Linked DNA regions of Homo sapiens: region 1 is linked to region 2. A link is an interaction called in ENCODE POLR2A ChIA-PET data of the cell type or tissue named here. Cell type or tissue: CD4-positive, alpha-beta T cell. All regions are shown on one strand.

What was found. Peaks named below come from ENCODE experiments on the same cell type or tissue, not always from the same donor. Only the 100,000 strongest peaks of a DNase experiment are listed, where the experiment ranks them.
Region 1: POLR2A ChIA-PET joins it to region 2 with 10 read pairs; 7 of 35 experiments call an interaction of 5 or more read pairs at or near these places.

Annotation. Positions count from the first base shown.
Region 1 is chr9:6,777,063-6,785,062 of GRCh38, forward strand. All of the region lies in intron 1 of KDM4C (lysine demethylase 4C), which reads left to right. Among named protein-coding and RNA genes, the nearest start is that of KDM4C, 23 kb to the left of the region's middle. RefSeq lists enhancers at 1-520, 258-417. In CD4-positive, alpha-beta T cell, no CTCF peak of the experiment used is centred here; no DNase peak of the experiment used is centred here.
Region 2 is chr9:6,699,330-6,707,329 of GRCh38, forward strand. It overlaps LINC02851 (long intergenic non-protein coding RNA 2851), which reads left to right and starts at 4,978. Exons shown (of 3, transcript NR_184134.1): 1 at 4,978-5,014; 2 at 5,124-5,324. RefSeq lists enhancers at 4,990-5,079, 5,130-5,259 and a silencer at 7,966-8,000. In CD4-positive, alpha-beta T cell, no CTCF peak of the experiment used is centred here; a DNase peak (open chromatin) is centred at 4,962; H3K4me3 peaks cover 1,523 bases; H3K27ac peaks cover 1,362 bases.

The sequences.
Region 1 (8,000 bases), 78 kb after region 2:
TTCATCCCCTACCCCCAAGTAAGGAAACAACAGATTTTCACTTACTCTGTAGTCAGTTGTCTAATCTGTATTGCTGTTGTTGATTTCCTTTGGATTTTGGTCAATTTAGGCAGCTATCTGGGAAGAATTCTTTTTATTAATATTATACTTTTGGTGTTTTCATCTACAGCAGGGTGGAAGCAGACCTTAAGCACCCAAAGCTCTCTACTCCTTTCTGCCACTTACGTTCTCAGCAAAACCTCAGTAACTGCTAGGTTTTATCTTTTCAAAGCTGCTTTTGAGTGAGTTTGTTAACCTCTTGATGTTCATGTTAAGTACTTAAATGTTAGCTGCCCCAGCTGTTAAGTCATGCAAAGAGTCTTCCTTCAGCTTCAGCTGGGCACATCTCCGGGGCTGTGGGAGGACTTTTAGAATGACAATGTGATCTGCCTCATTTTATCTTTTCTGTAGTGAGTGTAGCTCTTTCAGTAGTGAATGCCTGTGTTTTACATTTTTGAGATTGTTCCCTTTACCTGTCTAAGACAAGAAAGTTGTTATATCTGTTCTCCTTATTGCCCCCAGGTCCTTGAAGTTAAAATTTTTTTTTTGAGACTTAGTCTTGCTCTGTCGCCCAGTCTGGAGTGCAGTGGCGCGATCTTGGTTCACCGCAACCTCCACCTGCTTCCACCATGTTTGGCTAATCAAATGTAACATTCTTAACAAGCCATCCTCTAGATTTAAAATGGTTTGTAATTGGAAACTGAAATGGTTTCCAACTGCAAGCCATAAAAACTTGAAATTCTTCAGTTTGATAGTCAGGATAACTAGTCCCATCATTCCATCATTTTTCTTCAAAACATACAGGTTTTCAGGCCTTTTTTTTTTTTTTTCTCCCCATAAAGACAGGATCTCACTCTTTCCCAGCCTGGAGTGCAGTGGCAAAATCATAGCTCACTGCAGCCTTGAACTCTTGGACTCAGGGAATCGTCCTGCCTCAGCCTCCTGAGTGGCTGGGACTACAGGCATGCCACCATGCTTGCCTAATTTTTTCTTTTTTTTTTTTTTTGAGACAGAGTCTTGCTCTGTCACCAAGGCTGGAGTGCAGTGGCATGATCTCGTCTTACTGCAACCTCTGCCTCCTGGGTTCAAGCAATTCTCCTGCCTCAACCTTCTGAGTAGCTAGGATTACAGGCACCTGCCACCACCCCTGGCTAATTTTTGTATTTTTAGTAGAGACAGGGTTTCACCATGTTGGCCAGGCTGGTCTTGAACTCCTGACCTTAGGTGATCCTCCCGCTTGGGCCTCCCAAAGTCCTGGGATTATGGGCATGAGCCACCCCACCATTCCTGGGTTTCAGGCCTTTGTAGCTAAATAACTTATTCACTCAAGTGACAGCTCTCTGCTTCCACAGCTAAATACAAAAGTTTATCAGATTTTTCCAAGGCCCGGTGCGGTAGCTCACGCCTGTAATCCCAGCACTTTGGGAGGCTAAGCTGGGAGGATCACCTAAGGTCAGGAGTTTGAGACCAGCCTGACCAACATGGTGAAACCCCGCCTCTACTAAAAATACAAAAATTAGCGGGGCGTGGTGGCACATGCCTGTAATCCCAGCTACTTGGGAGGCTGAGGCAGGAGAATCTCTTGAACCCAGGAAGCGGAGGTTGCAGTGAGCTGGGATCATGCCACTACACTCCAGCCTGGGTAACAGAGCAAGACTCTGTGTCACAGTGTTACATTTGTGAGATTCGTCTATCTAGGTGGAGATTTGGTGCCTTTTTTTTTTTTTTTTAATTATGAGAAGGAGTCTCATGTTCGCCCAGACTGGAGTGCAAGTGGCCTGGCTAATTTTTTGTATTTTTAGTAGAGACAGGATTTCACCATGTTGGCCAAGCTGGTCTTTAACTCCTGACCTCAGGTGATCCACCCACCTTGACCTTCCAAAGTGCTGGGATTACAGGCCTGAGCTACCTCACCAGGCCTGATTAAAGTCTTTTTTTTTTTTTTGAGATGGAGTCTCGCTCTGTCGCCCAGGCTGGAGTGCAGTGGCGTGATCTTGGCTCACTGCAAGCTCCACCTTCCGGGTTCAAGCCATTCTCCTGCCTCAGCCTCCCGAGTAGCTGGGACTACAGGTGCCCGCCACCATGCCTGGCAAATTCTTTGTATTTTTAGTAGAGATGGGGTTTCACCGTGGTCTCGATCTCTTGACCTCGTGATCTGCCCACCTCGGCCTCCCAGAGTGCTGGGATTACAGGCGTGAGCCACCGTGCCTGGCTGATTAAAGTCTTTTAATATGAAAAGACTTAGATTCAGAACTGAGCAGGGTAAGGAGAGAGTGGAAACCTGTAAGGCATTCTTGCTGGAGTAGATCTAGCAGAAGTAGCTTGGGTCTGAAGAAATAGTTCTGGCACGATTCCTGACCCCTAGATCATAACTAATTTGGTGTGTTCGTGAAACAAACAGGTTCCACAGCAACTTCCTGCTCCCCAGATCTCAGTCAAGGTGCTATGAACTTGGACCCTGATCTTCTGTTTGTAGTAGCAGTGGCAGTTCCCTTGACAGCTCCTGCTGCAGCAGTGTTCTGGGAGACATCCCTGGGGATTGAGCTGAGAGTCTGCTCTTGCAACCTTCAACAGTGCTCTAACACCAGTCAATATCAAATCCCTTTCTGCTTAAGTTAACCAGAGCAGTGTCTATGGGTAATTGAATCATGACTGATGCTATTATCAAATATAAACTGATGACAATGGCAAGTGGGAAACCTGCTGTTTTACAAATACCAGATGTGCATCACATGGAGGTTTATTCACTCCTATTTGCGTTTTGATAATAATCCTTTCTAATAATTGGTTCATTGGTGTAATCTTTATGAAATTAACCTGAGTGGCTCAAAATTCATTTTGTAGCACTGAATGCAATTACTAATTGAGCTATTTAAGCAAACTAGCCAGCCACCTACAGCTACTTAATCTTACTGGCCTACTATAGTAGCTCTGACTCACCCTTATCTTAACCAGATAAGGGATACCATACATTCTCTCTAAAGAACACCACTGACCTCACACACAGGGCTAAGTAGGCTATGCCTATTGTTAATATATCCAAATACCAGTTGAATACTCAGCAGGTCAACAGTATTTCCCATCCAGTTTATGCCAGCTGTGTAAGTATGAGATATAATTAAAAATTATGTAAATAGATTAGCTGTGAATACAGCGGTGTTATTGTTTCTACCAAATTTAAGTTGAATCCTTTGGAAAGCACCATTAAAGATGAGGTAATTTATTTTTAATCTCAAACGAGGTGTGGGAATTATAACAGTAAAAAGTTAAGAGATCGGGAATTTGTAAACATCTGCAAGGATTCTGGCTCATATTGCTTCTCAAGTATCCTAATTCTCATACTGTTATTAAAAACAAACCCACAAAAAAACGAAAGAGAAATTGGCCAGGTGCTGTGGCTCACACCTGTAATCCCAGCACTTTGGGAAGCCAAGGCAGGCAGATCTCTTCGAGCTCAAGAGTCCAGGACCAGCCTGGAAACATGGCAAAACCTTGTCTCTACAAAAAATACGAAAATTAGCCGGGTGTGATACTGTCCACCTGTAATCCCAGCTACTTGGGAAGGCCGAGGCAGGAGAATTGCTTGAACCAGGGAGGTAGAGGTTGCAGTGAGCCGAGATTCCGCCATTGTACTCCAGCCTGGGCAACAAGAGTGAAACTCCCTCTCAAAAAAAAAAAAAAAAAAAAAAAAAAGCGACTTTAATCATATTTGGAATGTCTCATATAATGTAGATTTCAGCTCTCCAGAATGCAGTCTCTTGAAGGTGCAGATTCTTCAGGCATTGAGCTCATGATTTCATTATGCCTATGATGATTCAGTCTTGGCTTTTTGGTCCCTTCATCTTTCTTGGGGCCTTGCATTCTCTTGATTCTACTTTTCTCTGCTGATCTCTTTCCTTCTCTCATTTTCTGTTTATGCATATAGCAGACAGTAGCTGCTGTAGCCCCTCATGGCATTGTCTCTGCTCTCTAGTTCTGAGTCCCGGGGAAGTGATTGTGCCAGGCTAGTCAATTGTAGTCTGTAGGAGTGGCTGCCTGAATTTACCCCTGTAGGCTGGGAAGCTTCTTTGGGGCAGGGGATTTTTCTGAATGGTCTTATTACAAGGGCCAAGGTATAGTTGATTCTCATTATTTGCAGTAGTTATGTTCTATAAAGTCATCATGAACAATGAACTAGTAAATACTGAAATGTTGCTCCTAGTGGAAGTACAAGTTTAGGTTCCTGTCACCCTCTGGTCAGAACATTTTCATCAACTGATCAATACATAATCTTGTTTTTTGTGTTTTTTTTTTAAAGACACTGTATTTAAAATATAATTGTTGATTTATTAACATTAAATTTGTTGCCAACAGCACTGTAACTCATGACTGAACCAACCTTATGTAACATGAATTTTTGTCATAAGCCATATAGCTATAGCCATAAACCATGGTATTCTTGTACTTAGAAACACAAGACAGCACTTCAGCATTATGCTTGGGAGCCATTTTAAGCAGCTAAATCACCAACAGACAGTGTAAAAGTGCAAAAATCATGGCACTAAATAGACCATAGAATGGACACTTGTTTGCATTATGAGAGCTGAAACAAGAAAGCCTTTGTTTGGCCTCAGCTGGGAATGTGTGCATTGGGCAATTCAAATTTTTCATTGCGCTATGCGTGTCTGTGAATGACCATACAAATGGTGATACAAATACTGATTTTGGGGTTATAAATAATTTTTTTTTTTTTTTTTGAGACAGAACCTCACTCTTGTGCCCAGGCTGGCTGGAGTGCAGTGGCATTATCTCGGCTCACCTGCAGTCTCAGCCTCCTGGGTTCAGGCTATTCTCCTGCCTCAGCCTCCTCAGTAGCTGGGATTACGGGTGCCTGCCACCATGCCCGGCTAATTTTTGTGCTTTTAGTAGAGACAGGGTTTCACCATGTTGGCCCGGCTGGTCTCGAACTCCTGACCTCAGGTGATCTGTCCACCTCGGTCTCCCAAGTGCTGGGATTACAGGTGTGAGCCACCATGCCTGGCCTGGTTATAAATTTTAGTGAGTAGGTAAATTTGTAGATACGGAATCTGTGAATAATGAAGATTGATGACGTGTGTGGAGTGCCGAGAGCATTTAAAAAGGACGTTGTCAGTTGGTGGGGAGTGTTGCCCAAAAAGCTTCATAAGGGAGTCAACGTGTAAGATAAAGTTGAAAGATGAGTTTTGCCAGATAGGCACCACTGAGGATAGGAGAAGCAAATAGCAAAGCAGTTATGAGTAGAATCTCAGATTAGGCTCATTTCCCATCTTCTGCTCCTACTAACTTGGGACCTTGAGCAAGCATTTTATTCTCTGTCATTAGTGAAATAGGGATATTCATGGTCCCTCTCTCAATGGAGTTCTTATGAGATTTAATTAAGAGAATGAACATTAATGCACTTAACAGATGTCTTGCTCACAGAAGGTATTCGTAACGGCGTACACGTGACACATATGTCTATATATAGCACAGCAAAGGAGGGAAATGGCTTCACTCCTTTGGGAACATCGAGTGGTTTAAAGTGAAGCAAAGGTTTCAAGTGGGCAAAAGGGGTCTTTGAGGAGGGAGGGGAAAGGCAGGAGCTAGATTCATGGCTCCATACTGGAACGATATTGAGCTATTGAAGGGTTTAAAAGAGGGATAGCATCATCAGTTTTGTGTCTAGAAAGTTTGCTTTATGTTTATATAGATGTATGGAAGAGAATTGACGGTGGTGAACTAAAGGTGGGAAAATCAGCAAAGACTCTTGGGGTGGTTGAAGAAAAGAACGACAGAAGTCACTCGGGATAGTAATAGTTGGTATGGAGACTAGAGAATGGATGTGAAAGATGCTCAGGATGTTGAATTGACTACAAAGGTCACCACTTAGAAGTGGAGAGTAAGAGAGGGTAGGCTTGGGAAGGCTCTTGGGATTCTGATGTTGGCCGTGCAGTAGAGGATGGGCTTGGTGTGTAGGAGATGCTTTCACTTTTCACTTCTTTCTCCACCTTTACCCTGGTAAAAGGTAGCTCCCACTGTTCTTGTTCTAAAGGGTTTTGTGGTCCTCTCTGCTTCCCTTTATTGCAGCACCTGACCTGTGGTATAATAACCGCCTGTGTACTTGTTCTTTCCTGCACTTGTAAGCTCTTTGAGGATTAGCTGTGGTCAGTGCTGGCCACAAAGAGGCAAGCTAAACTGTGGATGGATTGAATGAATAAGGACCAAGACTGGGATAGAGAAGCAGATTTTGGAGGACAGATTCGTTTTTATCCTTGTTAAGTTTTAGATTCATTATTGTCTCTATACAGCTTTATACTCATCTTCAAATGACTGTGCCTAGCAGACTGGACTGAGATTCATGAGAGAGAGGCCCATGTAGCATTTTTCCGAGGTGTATTGGGAAGGACAGTTGAGGCCAGCATGGATGAAATCTCCCATAGTGTCTGTGTTTGGTGGAAAGGGAAGATAACTGCAGAAAGAGACTTGCAGCATACCAATAGTGGAGGGGTTCGCTGAGGAATAGGGGCATGGAAAGGAGTTCCAGAGAGTGCAGTGACCATCAGAGAGTGAGGAGGGGCTAGTTGCCCACCACCCACAAAAGCTGTGCCTGGAGAGGCTTTTCTGGTTTCAGAGGCTGCAGAAGGGTTGGTAAGAGGACTAAAAACAACATATTGATTGTAGCAATTAAAAAGTTACTGGCAACTTTTTCTGGAGTGATTTCAATCCATTGGTGGAGGCAGACATCAGATTGCAGATGAAGATTTGAGTCAGGAGGTGAACTGACAAAGAAACCCCGTTCTCTGTTGGGGTTTGTCTGTGAGAGGCTGGGGAGAGAAGGCTGTAGCTTGGGTGAGTCTAGGAGGGGACATGACATACAGGAAGCCTTTGAAAGTTATATGGGAGAAATTTGAGCATCTGTAGGCAGTGAGGAAGAAGCTCATGGAAGATATTTAATTTGAATGTTTTTTTTTTCTTTCTTTCAAAGCCAGCATGCAGATGTTACTATAGCCTGGCAATATGCTAAATTCTTACATTTAGTGGCTTACTGGATCCCCATCACAATGCAGTTGGTTAGGTAATGTTACCCCATTTTACTGATGGGGAAGCAGAGGCCTCATTTAAGTAACTTTCCTGAGGTCACACAGCTACTAAGTGGAGGAGGCATGTGGGAGGGATTAAAATCCAGTTATTGTTCCTGGTCCTGAGGAGAAAATAAAAATCCAGTTAGGTCTGTTATGTCCTGCCTCAGCCTCCCAAGTAGCTGGGACTACGGGTACATGCCACCATGCCTGGCTAATTTTTTTTGTATTATTAGTAGAGACAGGGTTTCACCATGTTGGCCAGGCTCGTTGTGAACTCCTGACCTCCAGTGGTCCACCCACCTTGGCCTCCCAAAGTGGTGAGATTACAGGTGTGAGCCACCACACTCGGCCCACTGTATTCTTTATAGCAAAAGAAAAGAGGAAAAAAAAATCCTTTTGGTCTAGGATCCAAGGCACTCTGTTCCAGAACTATCTCCTTGAGTCTGCTCTTCCATTCCTACCCCTGGCCTCAGCAGGCAGGTGGAACAAGATGGAGTGGTGATCGGAATGGGATGAAACGGATGAAATAAAAGCTGCTTGGACTTGTGAGAGAGAAATGAGTCCTGGCTTAGGCAAAAATGGTCAGGAGGCTCAGGGAGTTTCTTTGCTGTGTTGCTTTCTAAGCTGGGGCCCAGGCCTGGGGGGCCCTTTCAAGCCCTCTTGTGGTTCAATAACTGGGTAGATGTGCTAACGATTAATGGAGAGTTGTGGAGGTGGCCTGCGACTTCCCTTTTCCTCCCCAGTTTAGAACCATTTGAGAAGGATGAAGTTAGATGAAAAGTCAGAGTATTAGGAGCTTTGCTGTTGATAAAGCTAAGATTGGAGAACGTGGTCCTCTTCTCCTTTCCCTCCAGTCTGGCCCTTCATGCCTGTATTAGTTAC
Region 2 (8,000 bases):
TACAAAAATTAGCCAGGCTGGTGGTGTGTGCCTGTAGTCCCAGCTACTTGAGAGGCTGAGGCAGGAGAATTGCTTGAACCCGGGAGGCGGAGGTTGCAGTGAGCCAAGATCGCATCATTGCACTCCAGCCTGGGTGACAGAGCAAGACTCCAACTCAAAAAAAAAAAAAAAAAAAAAAAGAACGGAATAGACCAAGTGTTTGAAGACACTGCTAAGAAGGAAAAATTCTGGCCACGTGTGGTGGCTCATGCCTGTGATCCCAGCACTCTGGGAGGTCAAGGCAGGAGGATCACTTGAGCCCAGGAGTTTGAGACCAGCCTGGGCAACATGGCAAAACCCTGCCTCTACTAAAAATACAAAAAATTAGCTGGTCATGTAATCCTAGATCCTCAGGTGGCTGAGGTGGGAGAATCACCTGAGCCTGGAAGGTTAAGGCTGCAGTGAGCCGAGATTGTGCCTCTACATATCAGCCTGGGCAACCAGAGTGAGACCCTGCCTCAAAAAAAAAAAAAAAAAAAAAGTAAAACTTATATTGAAAAAATTTTAAAAAAAGAAAAATGTGAAAAAGTAGAGTCTCCTCATCTGAAAAATAGAATAATGGTAGTTCCTTTCTCTTTGTATGTAACGCTATCCATTTAAAGAACTTAGAACTCAGTAAGTACTAAAGGACCGTTAATTCATTCAACAAGCATTATTTGATCTAGGCACTTAGAATACATCAATCAACTAAGCTGACAAAGATTCTTCCACTTGCGGAGCTCAATCTTAGTGGAGGGATGGAGGAAATAAACAGTGCAAAATAAATAAGTGAAGGATAGAATATGCAGGAAGTTAAGTGCTATGGATGAAAGAAAAAGTACAACAGTGTAGCAGGGTCAGGAGTGCTGGGTGGTGGGTGGCAGTGCTGAATGGGTGATCAAGATGTCCTTTTTGGGTTTGTTTTTTTTTTTTTTTGAGATGGAGTCTCGCTCTGTCACCCAGACTGGAGTGCAGTGGTACGATCTTGGCTCACTGCAGCCTCCACCTCCTGGGTTCCAGCGATTCTCCTGCCTGTCTCCTGAGTAGCTAGGAGTAGCCTCCTGGGTAGCTGGGATTACAGGCATGTGCCACCACGCCTGGCTAATTTTTGTATTTTTAGTAGAGATGGGTTTTCACCATGTTGGCTAGGCTGGTCTCAAACTCCTGATCTCAGGTGATCCACCTGCCTCGGCCTCCCAAAGTGCTAGGATTACAGGCATGAGCAGCCATGCGCGGCCAAGATGTCCTATTTGAGAGGATAATGATAGCTGAGCAAAGGCCAAAGGAAATGAGGACATTAGCCCAAAAAATATGTGGGAAAGAATATTCCAGGCAGAGGGGGTAGCTAAAACAGGCCCTAAGAGAGAAGCATGGGGATCTTGTAGGATAACAAGGCCAGTGTGGTTTGAGGGAATGAATGGAAGGGGAGGGTCAGGCTGAGCTTAGAGAGGGTGCTCGGTATCCCATATGTGGCCCTCCAGACCACCCTTTACCTTCTTCCATCCTGCTGTGAGCCCAGGAGGGTGCCCTCTAGGGACTACACCCTTGCCATCTGGCTTTCTGTTGGATCTCCTAACAGGGCACCTACAAAAGAGAGCGAGTGAGGAGAGTCGGATCTGGGTATTCATCGCTCTTGCTCTCTCTAAGCAAGATGCTCACTGGCTGGCTGCATCCCACTGAAGGGTTCAACTCCTGACAGGTGGCTATCGCCTCAGTCCTCTCTGTTTTGGGGATCTGGTACCACTCAGTTCCTTGCCCCTTCCAGCGTAGGGATGCTATAAAGGCCCCGCTGTTACTAGACCCAAGGTTGTTGAACAATCATTCCTTTTCCTCTACTCACACCTTTTAAAATAACCCCTTTTAAAAATTCTCCTTAAACTATCCTAATTTGAACATGCCAGCTGTTTCCTGCTAGAACCATGACTAACAGAATTCAGGTCATTTCAGGCCTTGAAGGCTATTCTAAGGATTTTGGCTTTTACTCTGAATGAAACCAGAAGCCATGATAGTGTTTTCCGCAGAAGAGTGATGTGATCTGACTTAGCTTTTAAAACAGTCACTCCGGCTGCTGCATTGACACTGGGAGGCTGGGGCAGGGAGGGGAGTAGGATAGAGGCAGAGACAGCTGTTAGGGGGCTCCTGCAATGACAATACAGCTAACTAAGGTGTTCACTGTGGAGGTGGTTGAGAAAAGGTCAGATTTGGGACATGTTTTGAAGGTAGAGTCAACATGACGTCCTGATGACTGGAGGAATGGAAGAAAGCAGGCTTTGGCATAAACAACTAAAAGGATGGAATTGCTGCCATTTATAATGGGAAAGGCCATGGTGGAGTAGGTGTAGAGAGGAAGATCATGAGTTCAGTATTGACACATCAATTTTCAGATGTTTATTGGACATCTGTGTAGAGATGTCAAGAAGGCAGTTGGGGCCAGGCGTGGTGGCTCACGCCTATAATCCCAGCACTTTGGGAGGCCGAGGCGGGCGGATCACGAGGTCAGGAGATCGAGACCATCCTGGCTAACACGGTGAAACCCCGTCTCTACTAAAAATACAAAAAATTAGCCAGGCATGGTGGCAGGTGCCTGTAGTCCCAGCAACTCAGGAGGCTGAGGCAGGAGAATGGCATGAACCCAGGACGTGGAGGTTGCAGTGAGCCGAGATCATGCCACTGCACTCCAGCCTGGGCGACAGAGCGAGACTCCGTCTCAAAAAAAAAAAAAGAAAAGAAAAGAAAAAAAAGAGGGCAGTTGGATGTAAAAGTATGGCATTTGAGAAATGTATAACCAGAGATGAATGGCAGATAAAATTTAAACCCATGAGACATGGTAAGATCACCAAGAAAGTGAGGGTTAGATACAGAAGAGGACCATGAATTACACTTGGGGACACTCCAAATTAAAAGGTGGTGAGAAGAGAGAATTAGCAAAAACCACTGAGAATCAGGAGCAGAAACAGAAGTAGGGGAAAACCAAGAAAATGGGTGTCCTAGAAGTCAAATTTAAAAATCATGCTATACCAAGGCGTGATGGCCTGTGCCTGTAGTCCCATCTACTCAGGAGGGTGAGGTGAGAGGTGGAGGCTGCAGTGAGCCAAGATCAGGTCACTGCACTCCAGCCTGGGTAACAGAGTGAGACCCCATCTAAATTTAAAAAAAAGAAAAAAGGCCAGGCCCGGTGGCTCACGCCTGTAATCCCAGTACTTTGGGAGGCCGAGGTGGGCAGATCACGAGGTCAGGAGATCAAGACCATCCTGGCTAACACGGTGAAACCCCGTCTCTACTAAAAATACAAAAAAATTAGCCAGGCGTAGTGGTGGGCGCCTGTAGTCCCAGCTACTCGGGAGGCTGAGGCAGGAGAATGGCGTGAACCCGGGAGGTGGAGCGGTGGAGCTTGCAGCCACTGCACTCCAGCCTGGGCGACAGAGCGACAGTCTCAAAAAAAAAAAAAAAAAAAAAAAAAAAAAAGCATGTCAGGGAGAAGACAGTGATCTTATTTTGAACCAATGGAGGGAAAAACTGGGTGAAATGTCTTTGAGATAGCATGGGATATGAGTCATTGAGTCTTTGGTGATTATAGATAATTCAGTCACCATTATGTTTATGACTTGTTGCTCTTATCATAATCTCTCATCACCTTGTCTCCTAAGTAGACTTGGAAGCTCGATATTGTACACCTTATTAGGAAAATACTCAATTGTCTTCTAGTATAGGGAAAATTCGTCTTGTGTGTGGAGTAAACAACATTTTTGCCTTTACCACCATGAATATCATGTTCCCTTCATCCTCACTGTGTCCCTCAAAACCAAGAAAACATCTGGGAGTAGAGCTCGTAGAATGTTTCAAATAAGCTGAAATTAAGAGTTTTGTAGCATTGAAATGGAGTCTTTACATCAAAGTATAACTTGAAAGAAGAAACTTAGCAATTACCCTGCCCAAATCCATTGATCGTGTAATCTTTCTTAGCTGAGAACGTTACGGAACAAAGGCCCGCAAGGGCCTGGCAGTTGAGACACTTCAGGGCAGTTAAGAAAATTCATTTCACCTTTGCAGAATGTTCGGTACGTTTGGCCATCTGCCTCTGACAGCACAAAAGCCCTAAATTTAATACCCTGAAGAGCTAACGTTAAAGTGCAAAAACGAAGGTTGCAACAGCCCGACTTCGATACACTGAAAAGAACCAGGATACACCTGCACTTCTAATTTTTTCAATTTCAGCCCAAAGCCGGCCTGGTTCAAGCATTCCTCAGAAATTTCCAGCGCACGTTCCCCATCTGAAGGCTCACACCTGCGGGAGTAGAACACACTCCACACCGGTGCCGCCAACACACGGAATCTGCGCTCCCGGAAGCTTACAACATGGTCATTGTTGAAGTGCTCCCCTTGAATTGGTCGGGCGTGGTGGCGCGCTCGTGTGGTCCCAGCTACTCGGGAGGCTGGGGTAGGAGCATCGCTTGAACCCAGGAGGAGGGTGTTGCAGTGAGACGAGATCGCGCCACTGCACTCCAGCCTGGGCGACAGAGCGAAACTCCATCTCAAAAAAAAAAAAAAATCCTTAGGGACCGCCCAGAGGCTGGTGACACCTGCACTGGTACCTCCATGGCCGCGCCTCTGAGGTCACCGCTCCAGAAGGTCCCAGGCCGGCGTGGAAACCTATTACTAAGTGGGGCGGGTGGACACCAGCAGGTCCCGCCCTAAAGGAGTCCCGCGGCCGCTTGGGCCTCAGTTCCTCTTTCCTGCCCAAGTATCTCCCCAGCTCTGACGAAACAGGCAACTTCCAGACTGTGGCGTTAGCTCAGCGACTGCACTGAGCCGCCGGGAAGATCCTGGTCCCGTCAGCCAGCTGACCCACATGCGTTGCGGAGGCGCTGACCACCCCGCTTCGCTGGCTGGTGGGGGGTCACGTGAGGACCTCGGGGTCACGTGAGGTCCTCGGGCGCCGCAGGGAGGGCGGCATCCAAGTCTTTCCGCGCGTGCGCGAGCGTCCGCTGTCACTCAGGTAGAACAGTCTCAAATCGCACCGTTAGTACCGGCCCCCTTTGCCTTTCTACCTTGCCCCTCCGAGTCCCGACCCAAGATCCCAAGTAATCGTCTTCCCCCTGCACCAGGGCCGGGACCAGGCAGCCAAGAAACGCGGAGACAGACTACTGGGACTGCGACGTCTCCTCTCCTGTTCGCTGCGATATGCCGGCGTCGTGTTGAGCGGGCTGCGGACACAGACAGCCTGCCCGGCCCCACTGAGTGTTTGATCCCCATCCTCGCAGCTCTCTAGAGGACCAGAGTTGGCGGTGCAGCCCAGCGGAGCTTCGGTGGGTGCGGATGTCACTAGATGACAGACCCAGCCCTGTCCCTCAGCCCTCAGGGCCCTTTTCCCAAAGCCTACAGCCGCAGAAAGTTCTCTTAGGATATCCCCAGACCCTGCAGCCAGCTTTTCCATTTTTCCTTCCTGGGGCCAGTACTTTCTACAGCGTCTACAGCCAAAGTATCTTATCCCAGGAGGGCCTTTATAACCATCTGCGCCTTTGGGACTTTTCCCCACTTGTTGAAATCCATGGTCTTGGCCTTTCTAGTAGCCTGTCTCTCACGCTTAAGATAGTACATGCCTCCCATCTGTAAAAATGGATCATCCGCCGGGCGCAGTGGCTCACGCCTGTAATCCCAGCACGTTGGGAGGCCAAGGTGGGCGGATCACTATGTCAGGAGTTCAAGACCAGCCTGGCTAACATGGTGAAACTCCGTCCCTACTAAAAATACATATAAAAATTAGCCGGGCGTGGTGGCGGGCGCCTGTAGTCCTAGCTACTCAAGAGGCTGAGGCATGAGAATCGCTTGAACCTGGGAAGCGGAGGTTGCAATGAGCCGAGATCGAGCCACTGCACTCCAGCCTAGGTGATGGCCAGACTCTGTCTCAAAAAAAAAAAAAAAAAAAAAAGACTGTATACATTAAACTGATCCCACCTTTTTAGGCCTTTAGGACTCCACCTTAGGTTATCCTTTCCTCATGGCCCTTGATTATTAACCCATCCTAGGGCCATCTTCTCCTTTTCAGGGTGGAGGTTTGTTTGGCATGCTTTCCTCAGGCTGCTTTGTAGAAACGCATGATTCAAAACTAGGTACAGGCCAGCGCGGTGGCTCACACCTGTAATCCCAGCCCTTTGGGAGGCCGAGGGAGGCAGATTGCTTGAGGTCAGGAGTTCGAGACTAGTCTGGCCAACATGATGAAACCCCATCTCTACTAAAAATATAAAAATTAGCCGTGTGTGGTGGTGCACGCCTGTAATCCCAGCTACCTGAGTGGCTGAGGCAGGAGAATCGCTTGAACCCAGGAGATGGAGGTTGGAGTGAGCTGAGATGCCACCACTGCACTCTAGCCTGGGTGACACAGCGAGATTTTGTCTCAAACCAGACAAACAACAAAAAAACAACATCAGCTATAAATTTTCCTTTGGTGTATAGGTTAAGCACTTTTACCAAACAATGTTTTTCTTTGAACTGCCCTGGCATTATGCAATTCTGAACTCTTTGAAGGCTCCTGCTTAGACTTCAGCTGCCACCATGAGGAAGCCCAAGAAGCCTGTAAACCCTGAATATCTGAGTTAGGCCTCAGTCAGTTTAGGAAGTTTATTTTGCCAAAGGTAAGGATGCACACCCATAACACAGCCTCAGGAGGTCCTGACTACATGTGCCCAAGGTGGTCCCAGTACAACTTACTTTTATACATTTTAGGGAGACATCAATCAATATATGTAAGATGAACATTGGTTTTTTCCAGAAAGGCGTGACAATTTGACGCAAAGGCAGACTCGAGGCAAAGGCAGAACAACTCAAAGAGGGGAGTGGGTTTCCAGGTCATAGGTAGATAAGAGGCAAACGGTTGCATTCTTTTGAGTTTGATTAGCCTTTTCAAAGGAAGCAGTCAGATGTGTATCTCAGCGAGCTGAGGAATGACTTTGAATACAGTGGGAGGCAGGTTTGCCCTAAGCAGTTCCTAGCTTCAGTCTTCTCTTTAGCTTAGTGATTTTTGGGGCCCCAAGTTTTATTTTCCCTTCGCAAGCCCATATGGAGAACTGAGGCCCCTGCCTGAGAGTCCTAGCTGAGCTTACAGAACAACTTTCAGCCTTGGGAGTGAGGCCATTTGGACCTTCTTTGTTCTATACTTCAGAGAATGGAGTTATTTTTGAGATGTAGTCCATGAGTGTGGTTTGAGAAAAACAGCTACTAGCTGGTATGTTGCAGTTGGGTGGGAATGAATGGCAAGCCAGAACTGACAGAAAGGGAAGAATAGCCATGGTATCTCTGTGAAGTGGACATTCCAGAGAGAGAAGTGGGTATTCCAAAAGTGAGTGGGTTTGTGAGGAGCAACGAAGACATCCATCATGATGAAACAACAATAAGACCAAGTTTTGAGCTGGGGTGGAGAACAATTCTCTGGGTGGCCTCAGACCCCAACCCAGTTCTTCTTTTCATGCTTGTGGTTTAATTATTATTACTATTTTTTTTTCAGACAGAGTCTCACTCTGTTGCCCAGGCTGGAATGCAGTAGCACAATGTCGGCTCACTGCAAACTCTGCCTCCTGGGTTCAAGTGATTTTCCTGCCTCAGCCTCCCGAGTAGCTGGGACTACAGATGCATACCAACATACATGGCTAGTTTTTGTATTTTTAGTAGGGACAGGGTTTCACCATGTTAGCCAGGCTGATCTCCAACTCCTGACCTAAAGTGATCCAACTCAGCCTCCCAAAGTGCTGGGATTACAGGCACGAACCATTGCGCCTGGCCGTGGTTTTCAAGAATAACTGAAGAGCCAGGCGCGGTGGCTCACACCTTGTAATCCCAGCACTTTGGGAGGCTGAGGCGGGCGTTATCACCTGAGGTTGGGAGTTTGAGAACAGCCTGACCAACATGGAGAAACCCTGTCTCAACTAAAAAAAAAATACAAAATTAACCGGGCGTGGTGGTACATGCCTGTAATCCCAGCTACTTGG